2 separate regions of the Homo sapiens genome follow, and region 1 is linked to region 2. A link is a loop called in an ENCODE intact Hi-C map of the cell type or tissue named here. Cell type or tissue: B cell. All regions are shown on one strand.

Region 1 (8,000 bases), 740 kb after region 2:
CGAGCCTGAGGTTACAGTGAGCTATAACCATACCACTGCACTCTAGCCTGGGTGACAGGGCAAGACCCTGCCTCTAAAACATAAATAAATAAGTAAATATTTTTTTAAAAAGACAAAAATAAATAGCAAAACAGTACATAGTACTATCTAATTTACTTGTTTGAACATCTAAAAAAATATAGGCCAGTTATTAAAAGTGAGTATTTCTGGAGAATGAAACTGGGAAAGGGGCAAACTGAATGTTTTGACTTCACAATGAGTCAAATGACTATATTATCATTTAAAAATATATGGATTTTTAAAACATGCACATTATTGAGAACACTGGGCCATTTTCCCATAATTACTTAAAATATTTACAGGGCAACTAATTTTTATCATTAAGGTTACAGTATACACCAAGGTGTTAGGCTTGCATTCTTAATGCCTTTAGGAACTATTTATATGAGACATATATTAAATGAACACTCTAAGTCTAATAATATTTATTTGTTTTTCAGAAAATGGAAGTTTTTTGTACAGATCGTGGTGGTAAACTATGGCCTGTGGGCTACCTGCTTGTTTTTATAAATAGTTTTACTGGAATACAGCCATGCCCATTAAGTTATGTATTGTCTATAGGTGCTCTCACACTGCAATGGCAGAGTGCAATCATGATGACGGAGACTATATGGCTGCAAGCCTAAAATTTTTTAGCAGCTGTTTCTTTATTAGAAAAAGTTTGCTGATGCCCACAGTAGATTTTAAATATTTTCTCAGAAAAGATTTTGTGCTTTCACTTTAGAATTAAATATTTGAATCAGGATAATCAAGAGAGAGATTGGGATTTAAATTTTTAGATATTTTAAAATTATAATAATCTATTCAAAAACTCATATTGGCTTAAGTTATTAATATATTTATCCAACTTTAATAATTAGTACAAAATGTTTCTTTTATGGTTAATTATACAAAAGAAATATTTTCAATAGGTATATAACAATGAATATTTTATAGTTGTTATAAAATTTTTCATGTTAACTAAAATAACAAAACAGAATGACAATAAAAGGTTATTCTTACCTGTAACCTAAACCAATCTAATCTCATTCCTCTGAAATCAAATACTTCCCCATCTTCAACTGTAGTAATAGAAAAAAAAAAAAGATTACAAAGCAAATTAATGTTTTCACAATCTATAAGCACATTTTAAATTTTAAGAGCTAAGACAATTCTACTTCTGAGTATACCTAAAACAATTAAAGCCAAGGTCTTAAAGAGATATATGTACACCCATGTTCACAGAAGAATTATTCAAACAGTCAAAGGTAGAAGCAACTTAAATTTCCATTGATAGATGAATGAATAAACAAAATGTAGTATCTAAATACAATGGAGGCCGGGAGCAGTGTCTCATGCCTATAATCCCAGCACTTTGGGAGGCCGAGGCAGGTGGGTCACCTAAGGGTCAGGAGTTTGAGACTAGCCTGGCCAACGTAGTGAAACCCCATCTCTACTAAAAATACAAAAATTAGCTGGGTGTGGTGGTGCGTGCCTGTAGTCCCAGCTACTCGGGAGACTAAGGTGGGACAATTGCTTGAACCTGGGAGGCAGAGGTTACAGTAAGCCGAGATTGTACCACAGCACTCCAGCCTGGGCAACAGAGCGGGACTGGGTCTCAAAAATAAAATAAATAAATATCATGCACTATTATTCTGCTAAAAAAGAAAGGAAATTCTGACACATGCTACTATGGCTGAACTTGAGGACATTAAGCCTAGTGAAATTAGCCAGTCACAGCAAGACAAATACTCTGTGATTCCACTTATATGAGGTATCTAGAGCAGTCATGCTCACAGAAACAGAAAGTTGAATGGAGGTTGCCAGGGGCTAGCAGGAAAGGGAAATGGCACACTGTTGTTCAATAATCATTAAAAGAATTTGTTTTGCAAGATGAAAATGTTTTGGAGATTGGTTGTACAACAATATGAATATACTTAACACTACTGAACTATACACTCAAAAATGGTTAAGATGGTCAATTTTATGTGTATTTTACAATTAAAAAATAAAAACATTTTAAAATTAAAGAGTGAAGACAGTGAAACAATTCTCAAATCCTGTAAAGATGATGATAAAGGAGACAGTTGTGCTAAGGGAAGTAAAGGCTTTTCTCCTAAGCTCTCTGATTCTTAGTGTGCTTACATGTCAATTTACAGGAGTTTGAATAGAATTTGAGAGATCCTACGAATAGAAACTTTGGACAGCATGCTGAAGTTCCACAAAATAACTCTATATAAACCAAATATCACCAGAAAAAATTACTTTAGTTTCATTACTTAGATGTGGTAGCAATAAAGATTGAACTAAGAAAAATGTTTATACATTTATTACTCAGAAGTTTTCAAGGTTTCTGATATCCTTTATTAAAAGACTATAAAACTAAAACACACTATCGATCCACTAGAATGGAGTGTCAAATAATGGCAAGGTGATTATATGACATCAATTTTTGAGATTGACAGATTTGAGCTCAAATTCCTACTTTTGCTTAACAGCTATTAGAGCTTGGCAAATTATGTTCAGTAACTGCGAGGTTAACCCTCAAACCCAGAGTTTCCAAATCTGTCAAAAGTAATAACAGTGTTGAAAAAAGAATGTGGAGTAAATGGGATAATATATATGTAAAGTGCCTGGCACAGACTAAACATTTTATAAATGGCATTAAATATTGTTATTGGTATGCTTGGACCAAATATATGATTTGCTACAAAATGCAAATGTTTTATTGTTTTTGTTACAAAATGCTTTTTTTCCTGCTTAATAATTAGAAATATAAAACTGTAATTATTATTTTTGTAAATAGCATCACAAACCCATTTTGGAAATCTTTGCTTCAGAGAACAAAATTAAGATAAAAGATAATAGATCATTAGCCAAATTAATTGGTAAATTATCTCCTTAATAATCAAGTTTGAAAATCTAATTAGAAGAAAATATGCTTTTATTTAAAAGGCTTATTACCTTGTTTTACACTTAGGGAAGTCATAGTGTTAACAAAAGAGGACATGATGATTGATTCATCTTCAGGGCAAACAGAAAGATTCTGAAAAACAAACAAAAAGTAACGTTAAAAACATCTATAGTTGGGAAACAACTCAGGTCTATCAATTAGTGGACGGATAAACAAACTGGTATACCCATACTATGGAATATTTTTCAGTAATAAAAAAGAAATGAAATTTTAACACACACCATAACACGAATCTCAAAACCATTACATTAAGTGAAAGAAATAAAAAATAAATGATTTTGTGTTAAAAAGTAATTTTTTCATACACTATATAGGAAAATTTATATGAAAAAGTATTTTTAAGGCGAAAGTATAATGACAAACACCAGTTGCTGTCAGGGGCTTATGCAAGAATGATGAAGGTGTACCATAAGGGTGTATAAGTAAACTTTTAAAGGTGTTGGAAAAGTTCTGTCTTGAATATGGTGATGGTAATAGTTGCACAAATGCATACAGCTACCAAAATTTACAACATGCACTAAAAATGAATGATTTTTGTTGTCTGTATGTTAGGCCTCAACAAAATTAAGACCTAAAAATCCTTTTCAATCTAGCTTAAAAAATGAATATTTGATAAACTGTATTTAAAGTGGATGCTAAAAAATAAATTCCTTTTAAAAAGTGGATGCTTAGCTTACAAACAGTATAAATAAAACACATTTTTAAAACTTTATGATGCGAGTGAACTGTACACTTAAAAATCATGAAAATGGTAAATTTTGTTACATATATTTTACCACAATAAAATATTAACACCTATTGCAATCAACTATGCTAACAGGTTTACAACCTTAGTTCTAAATTTATATGCTAGCAAATGGTGAAAAACATTGTGAATATACTTTGCAACAGAAGAGGGTGGTAAAATGCTCAGGCTTTGGAGTCAAAACTTGAGTTTGACTACTGGCTTTATTACTTATGAGCTGTATTGGTGATAAGGAGCAAATTACATAAGGCATTTCTTCTTCAACAAATAATGATAACTATATCCACTCTCACAGAGGTTTTCTACAGATTTGGTAAGATACACTATCAATAAATCTGGCAATTACTAATATCAGTATGATTGCTGCTGATACTATACTATTACTATAATTCCAGAAGAAATGCTAAGAATTAATCTTCTCAGTATTAGTAAACTCCACTTTATATAAAAATAGATTAAGTAATTCAGGAATTCTGGTTTACTTTTTAAACTGTATGCTAGTATGAATAAATAATAAACAGTAACAAAAGCTTCTGGCTTATCTGTTAAGTAATAACTATTCAAATAAAATTATAGTAAGGCAATAATACCCCAGGTTTTCTGTTCCCTTTTTAAATGACCATAGAAAAGAAGTATCTGAGCTCCATCTAGTGGATAAAAGAAGAAATAAACTATAGAGTTTAGAATACTAGCTTGTAACAGCATGTAACTCAAGGTAAAAAAAATTACATGAACAATTTTTTTCCTTATTATATTTTTAGGTTGATTTGAAAAAAATGAGATCTTCAAAGTATGGTTATTTCTCTGGAAAACTAGCAGCTTTAGAGAAGTCTTTATATAAAGAGGATTCTTAACTGTTTTCTTTATACTATGTATTAGCTTACAGTCATTTGAAACATGTAATTCTATAAAGTGAAGCAAAATAAAATATTATTTCCTTAGAGTCAGTTTATTTGGAATAAAAAGTTTTTTAAATTTAAATAAAGATGAAAAATATTGAATAAATAAATTATGGAAAGCAAAAAAAGGCTAAAAACCAATTAAGGAAAAAAAATTGGACATTTAAATGGGAATGTCTATATGAAATCTTTATTTACTGGCCATCCTCTAACAATCTTCTTCAAAAAGATTTTTATTCTACTTTCCCTCTAATACTTAATTACCAATTATATTGTCTCTATCATCTCTTCTGAATCTCCATAGCTACTGCCCATGTTCAGACTCTCATCACCTCTCATCTAGCCTACTGCAGTCATTTTTCTTCTGGTCTCTCTGCCTCCTCATTTGGTTCCCAGCAATCTACCATCCACACTGAACCAGGGTGATCTTTTTAAGTAGTACACCTGATTTATGATTAACCTCCTCTTTCCCAAGGCCCTCTGTAATTTGGTTAGCGTACACCTCCATCTTCAGGATAAATAATTGTGTCTTTCCTTGTGTTCATTCTGAGCTTTATATATACTTAATGCATAACACCTATCACATTGGACTACAACTAACTGTTTCTTCCCTTCTAGGTAATGATCTCCAAAATATAAACATGATTTATCACTTGGCACATGATATTTCATAAATGCTTGTTGAACAAACAAATAAAATACTATCAAAGGTGGGAAGGAAGGAACAAAAGGGAAATAGTATGAGATAGTTTTTACCTGCACGAGTTCATTGAGGACAACAGCATCAAAGCCAGAAAGGTACTGCACGTAATACCTCTGCATTACAGGTCCGTATTTCCTCACATGTGCTCTAAGTTCTTCCATGTAAAATATTAATTCAGCAATGTGCCTTTTTTAAAATTTCAAGAAAAATATTCAAATAATAAATTCATCATTATTAAAGAATATATTCGATGCCCTTAATCTTATTTCTAAAAGTATTTTTCTTATAAAGGGCATTGTTTAATACTTAATGTCAATTACTTCCTTTTTAAATCATTTCATGAATAAAGAAATCATGGAAAGCAAGAAAAAAAGAAGAAAGAAAAAAAGTTAAAGCTAAAAATCGACAGCAGAAAATCCAAACTGAAAATAAGCAGGGCCGGGCACAGTGGCTCACGACTGTAATTACAGCACTTTGGGAGGCCAAAGCGGGCTGATCACATGAGGTCAGGGGTTCAAAACCAGCCTGGCCAACATGGTAAAATCCCATCTCTACTAAAAATACAAAAGTTAGCTGGGCATGGTGGTGGGTGTCTGTAATCCCAGCTACTTGGGAGGCTGAGACAGGAGAATCACTTGAACCCAGGAGGTTGAGGTTGCAGTAAGGCAAGATGGCATCACTGCACTCCAGCCTGGGTGACAGAGTAAAACTCCGTCTCAAAAAAAAAAAAAAAAAAAAAATTTAAATTAAAAAAATAAACAGGACATGTTATAAATACATCATCAAAAAATCTCAAATAAAAGAAGATTAGCAAGAAATAAAATTTTTCTGTATGCTCTTATTTCTCTGCTCCATTTTTCTAACTCTTATTGAGAGACTGAACTAAAATAAGACACATTTTAATGACACACTGAGTTGCAACTCTAAAAACAGGATTTTTATTTAAATGTTTTGTGTAGTAAATAGTTTTAAAAAATGAATTCCATAAGAAATATTACTGAGCATAGCAAGAAAACAAAAACTTTATCACCACAAAGCATACTACGAGAAAATAAAAGCCCTAATTTAAAACTAAATTTGACTTTGCAGTCTAATTAATATCATCTAATGATATATTACAAATATTCCAAGCTCTTCAAAATAATTTTGCTTCAAATATAAGTCTCCAGATTCCCCAGCCCACAAATCAGAATATAGATGGTGCACAACTTACAGTGATTTGGATGTACTATCTTTCTAATTTACAATGGTGCAGAAGAGATACACATTTAGTACAAATTGTACTTTGAATTTTGACTTTTTTTCCAGGCTAGCAATAGGCAGTATGATACTCTCTCATGATGCTGCCGTAGTTCCCAGTCAACTATGTGATCAGAAAGATAAACAACCTATACTCTTCAGTGTACTATGTTGCCAGATAATTTTGCCCAACTGTAGGCTAATAAAAGAGTTCTGAGCACATTGAAGGTAGGCTAGGCTAAGCTCTAATGTTCAGTAATAATAGGTGTACTAAATGAATTTCAACTTAACAATATTTTCAACTTACAATAGGTCTATCAGGACATAACCCCATTGTAAATCAAGAAGCATCTATATACAGAAAATATTTTTTTAAATGTTGCTAACTTACTTATCTATAAAGTCGTCTGCACTCTTCTTTGGCATGTTATCTGCATGACGAAGTAGCCAGATGATTTCATCACGGGCAAAGGATAATGCCATAAAAACAAAAAGTGCCTGTTTAAAAAAAAGTAAGTGTTTATTCTTATTCAAAGATTAAAAACAAAACTGGTAATCTCTTTCTATGTGAAAAGTCATTGGCAAGAAGTGATAATATCAATTCAAAAGAGTGAAGAGACTAACAGAAGAGGACACAAGAGAACCTGTAAGTATGTATGAGAGAGAGCATGCATATAAGGGAGAAGAATGCAGGGAGGTACGATGTATGAATGTCAAGTCAGCAAATTCATTCTCCACTAAATATAAAAATCCTTTTATGTAGTCCCTGACTCAAATTTCAGTAAAATTTCACTTAGAAACGTTTTTTAAAATTTTAATATGGCACAATTATTGAAATAATAATTAAATGAATTACCTTGGGACCTAGCAATCCAGGTTGATCAGAGAGGACAGTAGCCAATTCCTTCAGTGCAGATCTTAAAAACTTGCGTCTTTCTCTGTGCATTGAACCACTATGGGGAAAGACACCATAATAGTTTATCTGCTTCTACTAAAATTATTATTGGCAATTAAAGTAACTAGCATTATAGGTGCAACTTCCAAAGTCTTTTTTTAGGAAGCCAAAGTTCCTATAAAAATCATCTTCTATGTGTCTATCGTTAAGTGAGTTTCTAATCTTACATTTATCCTGCCTTTCTTATGTTGCTTTTTAAACTATGTTTCTTTTGTTATTCTCCATCTATCAAAATCCTACCCAACCTTCAAGACCAGTCCTTCAAGAAGCATTTCCCAACATCTAGCTATTTATTTATGAATAATTTATCCAATTTTAGTACCATGTAGCTTTAAGCACTTTATAGACTATGAAGTTCTTGATGGTGACCAGGCACAGTGGCCCATGCCTGTAATCCCAGCACTTTGGGAGACCAACTTGGGCAGACTGCGTGAGCTCAGGAGTTC
Region 2 (8,000 bases):
TCAGGTGTTTTTTTTTTTTGGAAACAGTCTTTTCCATCTGTTTCTAGTCATTACTATTAATACTAAAAAAATGGAGGTGCAGGGGAAATGGAAGGATGATGAACAGGCAAAAGCGTCAATATAAAAATCATTCAGGATTAAGAAATTTTAAAATGTTAATTAACGTTAGCTCGACTTGACTTCATGGCACAGAAAGGCAAAGAGAACACATGCTTTGAATCACATGTTAGCCACTCACTGCTGTGTGACCTTTGGAAACTATTTAATGTCATTCATTTGTAAAATGAGAATAATTATAAGCTTTTTGTGTAAATGATTCTCAGTACAAGTAAGCCATCATTTTTATTATTATTTTAACTGTTCTCATTACTTTGCAGCCAATATCATTGGTTCAAAATCTTATGTCTTTAGAGCTCTCTGGCCTCAATGGGACCTCTGATGCTACTGAGTTTCTTAAACTTGGGATAGGTTGAGAAATGAATACCAATATACTTTCTCATTACATGGAATGTAAAGGAAGACAAAGAGGATTACCCTTCCAAAGAGATAGCAAAACTTTCCCATTATCATACTTTTCTAATTCTATAATCAGGAATAGAATTCTAGGATGGAAAATTAGAAATAGAACACTAAGATGGAAAATTAAGGTGACTCATCCTTGAATTAGAATGAGCATCGGAGATATCTTAACCCAGTTGTCTCACACTTTAGTAAACAGGTGATATATTACAAGTTTCTGAAAAATGATAGTGAATTTCCTGGGCTCCTAAAGGTGGTGAAAGTCTAACTGGAAATGTAGTGGATTATTTGTGGAAGTTTCCATAATAGTTACAAGATATAATTCAAAAACTCTTTAAAAATACTATTTTAAGGACGGGCGCAGTGACTCACGCCTGTAATCCCAGAACTTTGGGAGGCCGAGGCGGGTGAATCACCTGAGATCAGGAGTTCGAGACTAGCCTGGCCAACATGGGAAACCCTGTCTCTACTAAAAATACAAAAAACAATTAGCCGTGCGTGGTGGCATGCGCCTGTAATCCCAGCAGGAGAATCTCTTGAACTCGGGAGGCGGAGGTTGCAGTAAACGGAGATCAAGCCACTGCACTCCAGCCTGGGTGACAGAGCCAGACTCCGTCTCAAAGAAAAACAAAACAAACACACAAACAAAAAACAACACTATTTATACCAGGCACTCTGCAAGGCAACAGACTTATTTAGTGGAAGGCAAGGGAAATATTGTTGCTATTTCACAGGGCTTATTCCAGTGGTGAGGAGAAATGAAAAATAAGATACAATATATGATTACAAACAGGGATAAGTGCTAGGAGGTAAACCACTGGCTGGGGGCAGCAATAGTGAGGAACAGCATAGAGTGATCCGGGAAGACCTCTGGAACGGTAAAAGGGCCAGCCCGCCATGTTGAAGGGTGGGGAGAACCACTTCTGACAGAGAAAATAACAGGATGAATGGCTCCAAGGCAGGAAAGAGCTTAGAAATGTTCTTGAAATTGAAATCAGGCTGGTATAGGTGTTCAGTCAAGGATGAAGGTTGCAGTAGATGAGGCTAGAAAGCAGAAAGGGACCTAACCAGGCTCAAGTGAATTGGGAAACCTTCTGGTGGTTTGAAGCTTAAGAATGACAGGAACTAGGCTGGGCACGGTGGCTCACGCCTGTAATCCCAGCACTTCGGGAGGCCTAGGTGGGTGGATCACGAGGTCAGGAGATCAAGACCATTCTGGCTAACACGCTGAAACCCCGTCTCTACTAAAAATGCAAAAAAATTAGCCAGGCAGGGTTGCGGGTGCCTGTAGTCCCAGCTACTCGGGAGGCTGAGGCAGGAGAATCACTTGAACCCGGGAGGCGGAGCTTGCAGGGAGCCGAGATCGCGCCACTGCACCCCAACCTGGGTGACAGAGCCAGACTACGTCAAAAAAAAAAAAAAAAGAAAAAGAAAAAGAAAAGAATGACAGGAACTAATTTATATCCTAAAAACATCACTGTGGAATGGCTTGGTTGGGGTGGTCAAGTTAGGAGGAGAGGAGCCCAGTTAGAAAGTTACTGTCGTATTTCTGAAGGCAGATAGTGGAGGCTTAGATTGTGGTTGCAGGAGTGGAGATGAGGAAGTGAGTGGATTCAGAATGCATTTGGGTAAGTAATTGCCAGGGCTTGCCAGGGAATTGAATCTTGGGAGGAAGCGTTTAAAGGAAGAAGCAACAAGACTTCAAGTAGACTTTCAGCTGTCAGGATTGAAGATGATTACTTTTGAAAATTTCCAATAAACTTGTCCCACTATTTTTATGCACCTACTAGTGGGGATTCAACAGTGATTTAAAAAAGACTTTATTTCTATATGTTCTTAGCACATTGATTTCTTAAAGACTGCTTACTAATTTAGTTACCTGAAGAACAATTTTATACTTTTATAGGCTACTAAATGTGTTTTATGTAACATATGAAAAAATTGAAATTTAGCATATTCAGATATTTTATATATTATAACCTTCTCTTGAATGGAAATGGAAAATCAGTTGATCTTCCTCCACAGTTTACATTTTTTCCCAGTTTGCCAAGTTCTGTAATATTTTTTTAAACAAAGAAGACAAAATATACATTTCTTTAGCAAATCAAACATACTCTCATGTTTCATCTGTGATTCTCTCACAGATTTTCTGATGTACTATTTAGATATTTTTAATTTGATGCTAGAGAAAAGTCATCTTCTTTAAATTGCACAGTGTATTTAACCATCTTTAAGCTTTATATTTGTTGCCATGCATTCTCATTTACACTTTTAGAAATTCAAATGTGTTTTCCACTGTCCCTTTAGCAGAAAAAAATTCAAGTTTGTAATATTGATTAACGGTAATGCCTAGAGATATCAGAAGATGAGAAATAATGCAGTTTCTCTAAAATTTAATTTTAGGCATATTGGCAAAATTTTTCTCTGTTTCTCAACTTTATTAGTTTCTAAAATATTCAAATAATCATTCCACATATAATTTCATGTAATTATTTTTTAATCTAAGGGATTTCTGATAACTACTTTTCAATTCTGTCAAACATAAAATGTCTATTTTGGCGAGTCTTTTGTAGTTTTAGTTCTAGGAAATATCTTGTTTCCTAGATGGAAAAAATAAGCTGTATTCTTAAGGGCTGAAAGAATGTAAAATTGGGTCATATTAGCATGTGTTTCACATTGAAAACTCTGATGATATAACTAGGCGTTTCTAGGGGCCATCAAATATCCCTTGCTTCAGTGACAGAAATGTTGAAAAAAAAAAATAACCTATCAAAAGTGAGCATGAGAGAGATTTCCTCCATTATGGAAAGAAGGGAAGCAAATGGTCTTCTGTCTTTAGGGCAGAGGAAGGCCTAAGTGATCTTGACATGTAGATTGCTACCCAGTGTAGAATGTATTTCATGAAATGTTACATTTTATTCAGGTAAAATTAGTTGTGTAACATATACATGTGTCAGAATTGTTTTTAAACAGTTGTTCACAAAGGTTCATTTGAGGAGAAAGGTCATTCAAAAATCTTTGCTTTCAGTCTTCATGTCAACTTAAAATAAATAAAAAGAATGCATCCGGGACCAGGTGTTTTTGTTATAGGTAAGTTCATCATAAAGTCCCAAATTTGTTCATTCTAGTTATCATTATGATCACAGTTTTCGTCAATAAGTGAAATATAGACTGCTCATACCCTTGAAAAAATGAATGTATCTGCTGCCTTTCAAATGTTACTGTCTTGAGATACCAACAATTTCACTTACCTTTCCACAAAAATTCCAGCTTGAACAGCATGCACAATGCTCCGAAATTTTGGTTTTTCCTCAGGTTTCTTTTTTGTCATCCCCATTTTCCGTGTAAAGGTAGAAGCCAACCAGTCCCGGACTTCAGATGGGACTGAGTCAGTCTGAATGTCACTGAGCTCATCTTCAGTATCCAGAAGTCTTCTACAAAAATTTATACAGATTAAACTTTTTTATAAAAAAGTGAAGAAAAACATATAACAGAAAAACAAGGATTGCAATGGGATTTAAAATATAGCCAATCACTCTCTGATTATTCCTTAATATGTACTCTCTAAAGAAAGAAAAAAAATTCATTAACATTTGGAAAGCTCTTAATTTCTCAAATTGATCATATGAAGACAACAACGAATAGACTTGAGCATTTGCAGCTTCCCAAACATTTCAGCACAATGATACACCAGTCTAGAGGTACCGACTGTTAATATCTTTAGTGTGCTATTCTAATAATGAATAAAACTAAGGAAAGATAGGGAAGTGAATTCATAAACAGATGTCTGCTATTAAAGGAAGTAACTGGAGTGGGAAGAAAAAAGGGGGATTGAATCTATAATAGTTGTCATATACTTAATAATCTTGTGTGTATCTTAAGTATAGTACATGCTATTTGAATTAGGCTTTGCAATTTATAAAAGTCATTCACAGATGCTACTTCATTGGATAAGTACCTCTAAATTTTAGGAAAATAACCACTTAAGTGCTCCCAACGATATCCATTCTATCAATGTCACAGATTTTAAAAGTGAAAAAAAAAATGAAAACACATGATATCAAATAGATTATGTTTAAAGCGCATTTCAGGTGACCACGGGGTGGAGCTCTCATGGGTTTAGAGCTGCTGGCTGAGGAAATCAACCCAGTGAGTGAGGTAGTGAATAGGAACTGAAACAATGACCACGCTCTGTATAAGCTCCAGGTAGATAAAATTGACTGGACTGCTGAGTAATAACAGCTGCCATTAAAGAGGAAACTAAGGAAACATCGTTATTTTAAGGCCAGTCAGCTTCGGCAGTCAAGAACTTCCTAGAGGTCTGAACTGGCAACATCCCAGAGGCTCCCCACCAAATACAGAAACAGCTTACAGAACAGTTGAACTTTGCCTCTAGGAAGAACACAGGCCAGCTCTGCCTGCCATTTGACTTGGTTCTTTCCTTATCTGTGCACCAATCTAAAAACTCTGGCACATGTTAGCTTCAACCTTTGGGTTTCATCTGCTTTTGAAAATCTCTTTGCCCAGACCTAGGCCTAACGATTATGAGCTAATGTTGGAAGGTGGCCAGAGATGGTTGTACATGCTAATGCCTCAGAAACAAGGCAGGGGCCATCTCAAAAAGCAGGGACAAAACAAAGGACAAAAAACAGGAGGTCTCCACAAAGAACTCAATCTGACTAAAGAGAGGCTCAAAAGGTAATATGCAGGAGAGGAACTCTTCATGTTCCTTTAAATGACCTCTCACATATGCTGCTGTTTCCTATAAACCTGCAGAAAAGTCATTTGCCAATATTTATTTTCCATGGTATTAAATAAGCATGAATGTATTTATGAAATACCTTATAAAAAATAAACATAAGTTCTGGAGTCACAAAGATACGTGTATACATATAACGATAAAAAATATTTAGAGTTGAATGTTAATACTGATTAATACTTACTCTATATGATTTTTAACTTTCTTTCTGATCTGACATTTGGATGGTTTTGATTTACCCCTAAAACACTGAACTAGAAAATTAAAGCAAAATAGTTTGTTTATCTTTTTGCCCATTTGAAATTAGATTCCCTAGCCCATTTCAGCAAGTCACTAAACTTCATGGCTTGAAAATATCACTACTTTAAAGATAATGCCATTTCTACTATCTCTTATGCAGTGATCAGATACAGTGTAGGTAGAACAAGTGGAATAGGAATCATTGTGGTGTAATCTTGTGATGTCACCATGCTCCAAGCATTCCACTGCAGCCTAGTTTTGTCAGCTAATCTCCTTAGAATGACAGAAACCTGGCTGATGGTGCCAATTCCTCCACAGTAAATTTCATGTTGATGGCTTTAAGGCTATATGTCCTATACTCATAAATGATCCAAGAGAGCTCACCAAACATGACAAAACCAGCATATGGAAGGGATATTCCACATAGTAGAGTGGTACTTAGGAGGCTGGAAATCCTTAGTCGTGATGCATGAGGTCATCTACTGAGAAGAAAGTGCATATAATTTTAGGGAGAAATAATGATACGGATTAATTAGGGACACACAAATAAAGGACGACAGTGTGTTAAGGGAAGAGCATGGAATATGCTATTGTGTAACTTGAAAAGGGAATCTTGAAAAGGCAACAACTACCTCCGTGAGGTTTAATTTTATGTGTCACCATAGGTAGGTTATGGTGGCCAGTCGTTTGGTCAAACACCAATTTAAATGTCGCTGTGAAAGTATTTTTTAGATGTGATTAACATTTAAATCAGTAGACTTTGAATAAAGCAGATTACCCTCTAAATTATGGGTAAGCCTCATCTAATCAGTTGAAAACCTTAAGAAAGAAGATTAAGGTCCCCCAAAGAGAAAGGAATTCAGCTTCCAGAACGCCTTTGAAATCAAGACTGCAACAATGACTCCTGCCAGGGTTTCCAGCCTGCCAGTTTGCTTTGCAAATTTCAGACTTGCCAGCACCAATAATCACATGAGCCCATTCCTTAAAATACGTATCTCGCTCTCTCTCTCCTCTCTCCTCTCCTCCCTCTCTCTCTCTCTCCCTCTCTCTCTCTCTCTCTCTCTCTCTCGTGTGTGTATGTGTGTGTGTGTGTTGTGTAGCTGTTGGTTTGGATAAGAAATCATCTTTCCATCATTTATGAATGCTGCGTGATAACTACCAGTGTAGGTTATAAATAAAATAGAATATAAAGACTCAGTTCTCTATTAATATTCATTTAATAGAACATACCAGTCCTATTTCTCATGTAAAAATCCTATTTGCAATGAAATAAAATGCCTTTTTAGCAATTATAAATCTAAACACCATACTGTTTAAACATTACAGAATTATTGTCAAACTAAATGAAGTGATTAAAAATTGAAAAAATGAGAATGATCCCTTATCAGGTAGAACTTATATTTTAAAAGAAAGACTAAAAATAAAATAAGAATTATGATATAAGGTTAATTATGAGAGGAAACACTATGTTAGATAAGATGATCAGATAGTTAAGACCCGAACAATGAGGAAGTATTAGTTATAGGAAAGTCTGGGGGAAGTCTGTTCTATCTATTCCAGATAGAAAGAAGGGCAAGTACAAAGGCCCGAGGCATGATCAGTATTGGCATGTTTGAGGAACAGGAAGGAGGCCAAATGTGGCTGGAGTATACTGACTGAGAGAGAGAGTGACCCAAGTTGGGAGGCAAACATAGGTATAAGTAAGCTAATATCAGGCCTTGGAAGGATTCTGTCATATTTGCAATGGCAGGTCATTGAATTATTTTAAGCAGGATGTGATATGATTTATGTATCTAAAAGACCAATGTGCATGCTGTGAGAGGAATAGACAAAGTTGTAAGAATGGTGTTTTGAGTTTAGTTAGTTTAGTTAACTGAGCACAATTGCAAAAATGGTCTTTTATTTTGGAAGTTCACTACTTTTCAAAGACCGTAATTGGTATTGAGTTGGGTATCATTTTGTCCTATAAACATATGGCTCAAAGTCTTAATGGTATATTATTTTATTGACTTATTATTATTATTTTTGAGATGGAGTTTCGCTCTTGATGCCCAGGCTGGAGTGCAATGGTGCGATCTCGGCTCACCACAACCTCTGCCTCCCGGGTTCAAGCGATTCTCCTGCCTCAGCCTCCTGAGTAGCTGGGATTACAGGCACGTGCCACCACGCCTGGCTAATTTTGTATTTTTAGTAGAGACGGGGTTTCTCCATGTTGGTCAGGCTGGTCTCGAACTCCCGACCTCAGGTGATCCGCCCGCCTTGGCCTCCCAAAGTGCTGGGATTACAGGAGTGAGCCACAACGCCCGGCCTTAATGGTATATTATTAATGTTTTCTCAGACTATACATTTTTTTCTGTTCCATTTGTTTGGTTCTCTTCTTCAGGGAAATGGATTATGCCTATCAGAGATCTCTTTTATCTAGTTTCCATATCTATCATTTTTCCACTAAACTTTTTTTGAAAAATTAATGTCTTGATCTTAT

Evidence for each region. Hi-C counts contacts between places; a loop is a spot of excess contacts. Peaks named below come from ENCODE experiments on the same cell type or tissue, not always from the same donor. Only the 100,000 strongest peaks of a DNase experiment are listed, where the experiment ranks them.
Region 1: a loop joins it to region 2, with 31 times the contacts of the local background. A loop is called at or near these places in 7 of 110 quality-filtered maps.

The regions. Positions count from the first base shown.
Region 1 is chr2:182,975,831-182,983,830 of GRCh38, forward strand. It overlaps NCKAP1 (NCK associated protein 1), which reads right to left. Exons shown (of 31, transcript NM_013436.5): 11 at 7,456-7,552; 12 at 6,991-7,097; 13 at 5,414-5,546; 14 at 3,004-3,085; 15 at 1,063-1,121. Among named protein-coding and RNA genes, the nearest start is that of NCKAP1, 59 kb to the right of the region's middle. In B cell, CTCF peaks have their summits at 4,427 (motif pointing left) and 4,632; a DNase peak (open chromatin) is centred at 4,391.
Region 2 is chr2:182,236,340-182,244,339 of GRCh38, forward strand. It overlaps PDE1A (phosphodiesterase 1A), which reads right to left. Exons shown (of 15, transcript NM_001363871.4): 3 at 3,771-3,953. Among named protein-coding and RNA genes, the nearest start is that of PDE1A, 190 kb to the right of the region's middle. In B cell, no CTCF peak of the experiment used is centred here; a DNase peak (open chromatin) is centred at 4,662.